2 separate regions of the Homo sapiens genome follow, and region 1 is linked to region 2. The links are chromatin contacts, found by Hi-C in ENCODE. All regions are on one chromosome and are shown on one strand. The core of a region is the stretch at or near the end of the contact, and the rest is flanking DNA. Distances in the headings are between cores, read along the strand shown.

The links. A loop is a pair of places that touch in the nucleus more often than their neighbours do. Pooled maps may share reads with other maps.
Region 1: a pooled map shows a loop between it and region 2 (5-fold over the local background). The contact joins the promoter of IFT70B here to the enhancer-like site in region 2. A Hi-C loop is called at or near these places in 2 of 37 single-sample maps with no recorded cell type and 3 of 50 pooled maps.

Annotation. Positions count from the first base shown.
Region 1 is chr2:177,551,191-177,556,553 of GRCh38, forward strand. IFT70B (intraflagellar transport 70B) reads right to left here and starts at 1,606. Exons shown (of 1, transcript NM_152517.3): 1 at 1-1,606. The coding sequence starts at 1,573. RefSeq lists enhancers at 606-1,410, 1,411-2,214, 1,583-1,872.
Region 2 is chr2:174,747,416-174,752,786 of GRCh38, forward strand. It overlaps CHRNA1 (cholinergic receptor nicotinic alpha 1 subunit), which reads right to left. Exons shown (of 9, transcript NM_000079.4): 7 at 2,531-2,754; 8 at 1,165-1,404; 9 at 177-840. The coding sequence ends at 709. Among named protein-coding and RNA genes, the nearest start is that of CHRNA1, 14 kb to the right of the region's middle. RefSeq lists an enhancer at 3,703-3,882 and a silencer at 5,230-5,299. Within about 2 kb of position 3,741, at least 3 of the 41 ENCODE cell types and tissues checked have a DNase peak (open chromatin) inside an H3K27ac peak, as active enhancers do.

The sequences.
Region 1 (5,363 bases), core at 356-2,855, 2.8 Mb after region 2:
CAATCTTCCTCATCAACTCCTCTGCTTCTTCATTTTGACTTGTCATAATATAGGAAACACAGAGATTAGCCAGTACAATAGCACTGACATTCAGGATGTTATCATAATGCTTCTTGACTATGGGTTCATAGAAACCAATGGCTTCTTTGTATTTGTTTTCCTGCATGAACAGAACATGAGCCACATTCAACTTCCACACATCATGGTCGTTACAGAATTCCACAGATTTGCGGAAGATCTTTTCCACCATTGGATAATTTTCAAGATTCCAGTAGATTTTTGCCTGAGCCATCAACACAGGAATGTATTTCTCCATGGTTTCATCATATTCATTCACTGCCTTTTTGATAGCTTCATCATCTCTATTGTGTCTTGCTTCCTGTACTTGTATGGTAAGTTTCCGGAGGACCTCAGTCAGCATCCCTGCTAGCCCATCAAGCTTAATGAAAGCCTCTTCAGGAGCTGTCTGGCAAGTGATCACAGCGTCCAAGAAGTCATAGAGATAGGGTGTGAGGAACTTATAAATCAAATGGGCATTTTCTGCCAGGACATCTGCTGCCAGGTCAAAATACTCATATTTACAGTAGAGCAGCAACAGGTTGCCAAAAGTCTCTGGAGGAAAGGGATTCTGTTGGAGCAAAAACTGTAGCTTTTCAAACCCTTCTGTAGGCCTGGCATCCATGTTCATTAGTGCCTGGTTGTGTAGGGTCACAGGGTCCAACTCTTCCTCTGCCCTGGGTGGCATGTCAGTGAGGGCTTCTTGAGCTGCCTCATAGTTTCTCAGTTGGTATTCTATAGCTGCCTTAAGGTTGAAGGCTTCCACCAGAGCAGTCTGATGGAGGACTAAGGTGTTGCCAACACTGCGAACATCAATGCCCTCAGTGGTCATGCCCACACCTAGCTCAGGGTGCTGGCGGATGCCACGCTCAATAATCTCAGCGATATGCTTCAGTGCTGAAGCATACTGTCGGCTGCTGTAATAGGCCAAAGCCAGGTTGTAGGAAAGGTCAGGCTGGTAGCCCGAGGCCTGCAGGGCGGCAAAAAACTTGGAGCATGCAGCTTCATACTGTCCCTCCTTGTAGAGCAAACAACCCAGGTTGATCTGGCCATCGGTCTCATTCTCGCCCCCACTTTCCTCTCCCCCTTCCCTACTCGGCAGCTGCTCTACCAGGCTCCTGGACCCTGGCAGATCGCCCTCGCTGTACTTGATAGCAGCTTGCAGGCGGAGGACCCGGCTGTGGTAGGCGGGGTTATCCAGGAGAAGGAAGGCGACCCGGGTGGCCTCCGCATAAAGGCAGGCCTTGTACAGGGCCTGGGCCTGGTACAGGCGGTACTGCTCCAGTTCCGGGTGCAGCTGGCCCAGCTGCTCATAGCACTCGGCCGCCAGCGCGAACTCCTGCAGGCGGTAGTAGCAGTAGCCTAGCAGCGACAGGCCGGCGCGGCTCCTAGGGCTCCGCTGCAGTTCTCCGCCCAGCAGCTGCACCGCCTCGGCGTAGCGTGCATTGCGGATGAGGCGGTACACGACCGCGGTGAACTCCCCGTCGGGGATCTGCGCGCCGCTCAGGCCAGCCATAACCACCACGGCTGTTATGGGTGCGGTTACTATGGCAACAGAGCAACCGGAAGCGGAAGACTGCCGGTTTCCTTGTCGCAAGAAATCTGTTAGGAACAAAAAGGGACCACTCTCGTCAGTCTCTCAATTTCAGCTTGATCTTCAAATACTCTGGACTGCGGAGTGGCGGCATTCAGGAGGGGAAAGACTACTCCGGGCCGTTCAGAGACTGAATCTACTCGTCCCGGCATGCACCGTTCCAGTGGTTCCGCGGCGCGGGTCGTAGCCGCGCTGCATGCTGGGAGACGTAGTCCCGGCTGTACCTACCGAACCGGCGGCCCGTGGGGGTGCAGGGTAACTCTCCTTCCCTGCCTCTTAAAGATGAGGGGCGCTCACTGTGTCTGTTATGGCACCGTGGTCTCTGGCGCGGCGGAGGAAGGTTTCCGGCCCCATGTTCCTGGCGATTTTGAGCCTGGTACACGGTGTGGTCGATAATAATGCTGGCTTTTGGTTTAGTTTCAGTAAAAGAACCGGGATGGCAAAAGGCGAGTTATCTCTTGGAATTACCCTGGAATTAGAGCACGTTCTTTTTTGCACTACCCCGAGGGCACAGTTTGTAAGAACGGAATAGAGCGGCGAGCAGGAATCCTTAATTTGGTGGTTTCCAGAGGTTAATGAGGAAAAAGGACTGTGAATCTTGATTGGTACTGGGAGAGTTTCGGTTTTAGGTCCAAGTATCTCCCGCTCTTTTTTCCCGTAACAACAAATATTACTGAGTATATATTGGCGTTTACCCTTGGCCATCCCCATTGCGCTGGAGTTCCAACTTTCACTACTAGGTAGAAACGTTGGAGAAATGCATGACTTCAGTTTTTTCCAAGAGGGGAAAATCCAAGACATTAAAATGTGCTCCTTTCCCTATGCATTTTTACTCTTCTCTCTTAACTACTAAATTAGTCAGCCAGTGATGTGTGGGTGTGTGAGAGACACACATGCTCAGTTTGTACTTTTCAGCCTTCTAGGGATTTTGGATATTGAACTGATAAATATGGATTTTCTTCTGTTAAAATAAGAAAAGATTGCCTACACTTTAATTTTTTTTCCAGATTCTTAGTTTGAAGATTTCTATGCAGGTTTGCTAGACTGTACAAGATATCATTCTGGGTTTTCTTTCATTCTTTGTTATATATTTGGAATAGATGCTGTAGATTCCATGTTATTATCCTGGGGCTATTTTTGTATAATTTTTTTTCAGTTTATTAGTGGCCATGATGGGGCTGTGAAAAACTAGGGGCTTAATTATTCCATAAAATTATATTTAATCACCAATTTAAAAAATACCCCTAGATAAACTGACCTGGAGACCATAGACTTTAAGGGAGAATAAATACAATTTTTCAATCAAGAATTAGGGACATAGACAAGATAGCAAAATATGAATTTGGCTTATCCCAGTGAGGTACTTGTAAATAGTGTAGTTTTCAAGGTAACAATAATAGTTGTAATTCATTAACATCTATCATATGGTGGCCTGGGACAGAGCATTGTCTTTTGTAGTCTTCCATGATGTCCATTGGCCTCACTACCACCCATGATAAACAGTCCAAGTCAGAGCATGTCTTTGCTATATAATTAAATACTTCAATGCAGGTACCTTACTGCCTCTTCAACAGTATTGCTGTTCATAAATCTTTTCTACATATAAATTTTGGAGCCAACACCAACCATATTGCATCACATTCTATTAGACCACCTATATATATTATTTCTAATCATAATAACCACCCTGTATTCTGCATATTACTGATGAAGAACATGTGAATCAGAAAGATTAGGCAACTTGCCTGAGATGACACAGCTAGATAAGAAGCAGCTGAATCATGAAATTCCAAAGCTAAGTTCAGTAGGTAATAGTCACTGATGAATTAACTCTATCTATCATGTATGGGCCCAGTTATAGGGGAATATTAGTGTCTTGCTTTTTTTATATTGTTATTTTCCTGTTAAAGCAACCAGCCACCTTGGGTTGGCCAGTGGAAATTTGAACTTCTTGGCCTAAGTCGTAACTGTGAGCAAGTATTAGAAAGTGATTAGTTGGGAATGGTCACCTGTTATACCTAAAAAGGAACTTCAGTAGGCATCTGAATGCTATACCATAAAGCAGCTGACTTCACGTACTCCTGTATTCTTCTCTCTTGCTGAGAAGTTTGCCACAGTTCTGTCCTTCTAGATGAGAACAGACAAGAAACCTCCTACTGCATCAATACCAAGAAAGGGACAAAGTGCACTCATTTTAGAGAGGTTGAGTGTAGCTCTGGACCATGCAAGAACACCAGGGAAAGCAGTTGAGGAAGGCTTCTGTAACCCTATTTCAAGGCTTCTTTCTCCCCAATCTCAGCTACAGCCTTATCCAGTTTTCAATCCAGAAGTGTTTGTAGATTGAAAGATGCTGGCTAGTGCTGCTCAATATTCAAGGAGTAGGGGGTGTTCTGCTTACTGCCTGCCTGATTGACACTTGTCCCTTGGAAACAATATGCAAAAGGCTTAATTTAAAAATTCTGGCTCATGCCTGTAATCCCAGAGCTTTGGGAGGCCAAGGTGGAAGGATTGCTTGAGGCCAGGGGTTCAAGACCAGCCTGAGTAACATAGGAAGACCCCATCTCTACCGAAAAAAAAAAAAAAGGCCAAGCGTGGTGGTACGTACCTATAGTCCCTGCTACTCGGGGTGCTGAAGCAGGAGAATTGCTTGAGCCCAAAAGTTTGAGGTTGTGGTGAGCTGTGATCCTACCACTGCACTCCAGCCTGTATAACAGAATGAGACTCTGACTCTAAAAAAAAATAAAATAAAATTCTTATATATTGAGCTGTTACCTTGGGTAATAATAAATTAAGGTAAGAAGACAGAACATGGAAATGAGAAATTGTCTTTCCTATCTTTCAGCTTTATCTCTATTTTGCAGAGTTGTATTTGCATCATGAAAGCATTCACCTTCAAATGGCTTCTTGAAAATGTATGAAAAGTAAAAGGACTATTTTCTTCTCCAAATTTCTGGGATCCCTACAGGAATCAGTTGGGGTTCTCCTCTTTTTGTTGGTACCTGTGAGCGTGGCAGCTGGAGTGGGCAGGAGGGAGGCCATTCTGTGTCTCTTCCTCCTTATTTCACGTGATGCTGCTCCTTAGGCCTGGCTTGAAAAAAGCAGGACATTCGGCTTAGACAGATGGAGGGCAGGGTCATTTTCAAAATGAAATGAATGCAAAGATCACACTGTGAAATTGGCATGACCATCACTGCTGCTGTGATAGACCGACCTTTATTTGGTCTCATATAGGCATATGGAGAGTAGATCAGCTTTTTGGGTGGTAGAGGAGGGGAAGGAGACCCTTTAATTAATGATAGAAACTCTGGAAAGCAATAAACAGGGTGGAATATCATAAAGTATCTTTTTTGTTTACAACAAAATCTTGAAAAGCTGGAACATATATCAAAAAGTAAGTCTATAATACCACTCCCAGCAGTAAGAAAGCATTTGGTGTTTACAATAAAATGATTTAGTGCCTTAGCGAAGGGAATTTAGCTTTCAGGAAATGGTTTAGGACTCGCAGTGGATTTTGCTGAATAAGCAGAGGCATGTTCACCATGTGGAAGAATTCCATTTAGGCAAAATGTGTAGGAGCAAAAAGCATGATGTTTGGTTCCTAACACTTTTGTGTTTCTGCCTGCCAAAATATGAGATGATCAAATTGCATGTATATTCTATTTGGCAGTCTCTTTTAAAACTACTTGGAAGTGATTGTTTCATGATAATAACT
Region 2 (5,371 bases), core at 2,491-4,990:
TGTGGTGACATGCACCTGTAGTCTCAGCTACCCCGGGAGGCTGAGGTAGAAGAATCACCTGAGTCTGGCAAGTGGAGGCTGCAGTGAGACGAGATCGGGCCACTGCACTCTAGCCTGGGTGATAAGAGTAAGACCCTGTCTCAAAAAACAATCAAACAAACAAAAAAACCCATGGATTTTTGATGCAGTTTGCATTTTAGTTTATTTCATTTCTACTGCTTCCTCTCTCTCCAAATCAAATGCCTTATCTCTTTAGGACTGGTAGATGGGGTTTTCTTAGTAGGTACAAAACTGACTCTTAAGCAAAGAATACACTTCATTTAGAACATCAGCAACTCCCTAGTGGTCTCGTGGTTAGACAAAATAAGTAAATATATAAATATAACAGCAATGACAATGCAACAGAAAACCTCGGTTATCCTGGCAAAAACTCTTCCAGACACTGGAAATGAACACTTTTTTTAGTGATTAGTTTCATTTACTAAAGAGGGTTCACTCTTCAGGGAGACAGCAGAACTAAAGGGAGAAGCAATATGAAAACACTTCAAGGCCATAAACTTACATAAAGGTAAATCTTATCATCAATAATAAGTATGGAATATAACACGTTTGATAAGTGCGAGTGGAGCAAGTAGACAAATCTTCCTCTCCTGCCCTTCTCTGCTCTGGTAGGTTCCAGGGCAGAGCTAAGCTCAGCTCATTTTCTGCTCATCCTTGCTGATTTAATTCAATGAGTCGACCTGCAAACACGGCTAGGGTTCCGATGATGCAAACAAGCATGAAGACTCCGAGGAGTATGTGGTCCATCACCATTGCAACGTACTTCCACTCTGCCGCCGCCTGGGAGAGAGGAAAATGTTAGACAGAGTCTCCCTAAGGTGGTTTCTGGACTCACAACGTTTGTGCTTTGCATCAACTATGGGCCCTTCAATTTGTAGATCTCAAAGTCCTCCCATCCCTTGGCTGGCATCGTCTTTATTTTTTGAATAGATTATTTACAAAGTGATAACTTACTAAGGTGGTCTAGAGGCGGTCACCAGGGTTCATCTTAGGTCAGTAGCTGCCTGTTGTATGCCACCTACTTGTTAAGTCAGACTCACCACCTGTGCTCATACATTTGACCATTTAAACCCAGAGGCATGAATTTCAAGCCACGAAGCTTACATTGTTAGACTCCTGGTCTGACTTCATGGTCTCTGCGATGTACTTGATGCCCTCGATGGCACTTTTCACCTCGGGGTGTTTGATCAGGGGAGAGTGGAAGCCCATGGGTGGAGGCCCTGGCTTTCCAGAAATGTCAGAGATATCAATGTCTTCTGTAAAAATCTTTTTGTCTTGCTTTTCTCTGGATGGTCTTTTCATTGTGGAGAAAAACATGATATTTGGGATAGTGTCGATAAAAACCTAACATAAAAAAGAAATCCATGCATGAGAATTATTGTCCAGGAGGCAAGCATAAAACTCTGTCTTTGAATTATCAATGTGATTTGGGGTAAGTCATTCAGTTTTTCTGGGCTTCAGCCTCCTTGTCCTTAAAACAAAAGAACTATACTAGATTTTTTCAAAGATCCCTCTGTATCCCGGGTCCTGTGAAATGACTATGGTTAACAGTGATGATTCTGTAATGTGAGAAGTTCGCCACTGGAGGGAGCCCATGTGCAGTCATCGACCTGGGGCCACCAATGAGCTTAAAAGCGTCAGGATCCCCTACAGGTATGGAAAATGCCTTAGCAATGTGTCACCAGGATCAAATGGTTAAAGAAGGGGCCCCTCCACTTCAAATATATCCCACAAAACAGCTAGATTGTTTTCTTCTGTTTCCTGTTCCTGAAGAAACTGCAGTACAGGTATTGCCAGCAGTCATCTATCAGCCTTTACAGAAACAGGGACTCTTACTCTCCTCTTAAAAGAGTACATTGTGAGCAGTAGCTTCTTTTGTCAATTCCTGACAAATATTTTACATTCTGGACAAAAGATCCTGGACTTCAGTGTCTCTGTAAAGTTTTGTCAAAGAAAGACATATTTGAAATGTTAAATTTTTAAATTCAATAACGTAACTATTTCAGACCTAGTCCTTCACTAAAACTCACTTTTTGACCCTCTCTCATCAGGAACCCTCCCATCTCTAGCCCTCATTCTATTCATTCTATTCTCAACAGATGATTTCACCAGCAAAAAATAAGCCAGTCTGTTCACAGATTGGAAAACATACAAAAGAAATCGCGAGAATTTCACGGCATTTCAATAAAAAGCAGCCGTTTGTTCATCTTCTCTGATCAAAGAGATTCTTTAAACTTGAATTTGGAATGAGCTTTGTTAATTCTGTTTTTCTTTTCTCTCTGGGAAGGCTACAGGAGTTATTTATTCCTAAAAAGAGGCCAAAGAAAGTTCCTTCCAAAAATTCCCTAAAGCCCAAAGAGAACTTAGTTCCTAAATAGCCCCAAGTATTAGCTAGAAACCCACTGGCTCCTCGAAGGGGAGGCCTGTAGATGTGCCTCCGTGTGAAGTCTGCAGGGGCCTCCCCACTCACCTTCCGCACCCAGTTGGGCATGACATGGGTGCTGGGTGAGCGGTGGTGTGTGTTGATGACGATGACAGTGATGATGATGGAGGCAATGACGAACACCATGGTGAACAGCATGTATTTTCCAATCAAGGGCACAGCACTGGACGTGGAGGGGATCAGCTCCACGATGACCAGAAGGAACACAGTCAAAGACAGTAAGACAGAGATGCTCAGAGTCATCTTCTCCCCTGAAAAGACCAAAAAAAAAAAAAAAAATCCCACAACTACCCATCTGGGTTGGGCTGCAGTGTTCCTCCCACCCCACCATTTATATGTGGAAGTCCTGAGTCCTGGGACCTAAGAATGTGACTGTATTTGAAGACAGGGACTTTAAGGAGGTAATTAAATGAAAACGAGGTGATATGGGGTAGTGAGTAATCAAGTATGACTAGTGTCCTTATAAGGAGAGGAATTAGGACACAGATGCATAGACGGAAGGCCATGGGACACAGGAAGAAGATGGCCATTACAAACCGAGAGAGGCCTCACAAGAAACCAACTCTACTGGCACCTTGATCTTGGAATTCCAGTCTCCAGAACTGTGAGAAATTACATTTCTGTTATCTAAGCCTCACAGCCTATGGTGTTTTGTGTGGCAGCCCAAGCAAACTAATTCACCACTGAAACCCAAGGGTAAGAGGAATGTGACTGACATGTTCTCAAAGCATTATTCTGGGAAATCTCAAAGCATTTTTTTCTGCAGAATTTCCTATGTAACCACCATACCTTAACTTTTCTGACAGCAGCCAGTGGCAAGCATTTCCATTAGAGGCTGCCAAGCAGAAAACGGAACAATATTTCATCTCATGCTCCAGATTTCTGATTCTTGGTGGAACCCAGGGAACTGAAAGGAGTTCTGGGTGGACAAGCTGGACTCGGTGTGGCATTTCCCTTCTGCAGCAGGATGCATTAAACCTCATAAAACGGAACCACCCCTGGCCTATTTCTTACCCAGCAGATGAATGGGCAGCCCAGAAGTACACATATCTTTCTGTTATTGAGGGAGCAAGCTGTAAGACCAAAACCCAAGAAAAGGACAAAATCCGGAAGGCTAAGGAGTTCTCCTTGACGTCCTGAGTGATCTTCTGATACAGTGGTTTCACACCACTCGCTGTCTCATTTTCATATAAGAGGAAGTTTGTCTTCTCACTTATTTCTTGTTTTGTTTTTTTTGCATACTAAGGGAGCAGGGATTTCCCCAGCCCCCACCTCTTTTCTGCAGGCCCTTTGATCTCAGGAGAGTTTTGGCTGGGCAAACTTGGCAGCAGGAAGGTCAGGGGCCGAATGGCACTGAGGTAGTTTTGTGAGGCTTGACCACCTTAGGTGCAGCAGAGAAGCTCTGGGAGGGACTTTCCCTGGGCTGGCCTTGCTGTTGGTGCTGCTGGAAACCCTTGTGTTACCCTGCTTTCAATGATGAAGCTGTCCCCTACTGGCTGCTTCCGGATGCTAGAATATATATAGAATATGTATGTATGTATACGATAAAGAGTGGAAACAAACAAGAAATTGTCAATTCTACCTGGTGGGTAGGAAAACCTTTCAAAGTGAAAAAGAATACAATTACAAATACAAAATATTTGTCCACTTATATAAAATTTGTTGATTAATAATAATGATAATAATAATAGCCAACATTTATCAAGCATAATTTTTGTGCTAAGTGCTTTTCTTTTTTCTTTCTTTCTTTTCTTTCTTTTTTTCTTCTTTTTTTTTTTGTGAGGGAGTCTCACTCTGTTGCCCAGGCTGGAGTTCAGTGGTGCCATCTCAGCTCACTGCAACCTCCGCCTCCAGGGTTCAAGCGATTCTCCTGCCTCAGCCTCCCAAGTAATTGGGATTACAGGCACGTGCCACCACACCTGGCTAATTTTTTGTATTTTTAATAGAGATGGGGTTTCACCATGTTGGCCAGGCTGGTCTCAAACTCCTGACCTCAAGTGATCCATCCGCCTTGGCCTCCGAAAGTGCTGGGATTACAGGTGTGAGCCACTGCATCTGGCCCCTAAGCACTTTTCAAGCACAAATCATTTAACGTTTATAGAGACTCTTGTTAGTTCCCATAATGCCCCGACAGTGTTTTTATTTTAAAAAGTTTCATTTGAGGGCCTGGTGCGGTGGATCATGCCTGTAATCCTAACACCCCGGGAGGCCAAGGCAGGGGGATCACTTGAGGCCAGGAGTCTGAGACTAGCCTGGGCAACATAGCAAGACTCCATCTCTATTTATTTATTTTTTTAATGTAAAAAAGTTTCATTTGATTAGAAAGTTGAAAGAATTGTGTTTGTGATTATTTGTTTAAAAACAAGTGCAGGGCAGGCACAGTGGCTCACACCTGTAATCCCAGCACTTTGGGAGGCCGAGGTAGGCAGATCTTTGAGCCCAGGAGTTCGAGACTGGCCTCGGCAACATGGTGCAACCCCGTTTCTACAAAAAATACAAAAATTAGCCGAGTGTGGTGGCACATGCCTGTAGTCCCAGCTACTCAGGAGGCTGAGGTGAAAGGGTCACTTGAGCTCAGGAGGTTGAGGCTGCAGTGAGCCGTGATCATGCCACTGTACTGCAGCCTGGGCAACAGAGTGAGACCCGGTCTCAAAACAAAAACAAAAATGAAACCCCAAATGCAGTCACTGGAACATGCACTCTGAGGGGTGAGGCACTTTCTGTCTTATTCTCTGCGGTCTATCTACCACATCATATTTGTTCAACAAATATTCACTGAATGAGTAAATGAATAATCTTTTTTCCTAGTTGGCAAGTTGGATTTAAGATTTTGTGGTTTTTTTTTTTTTAAAGTCATTTTGATAAAAA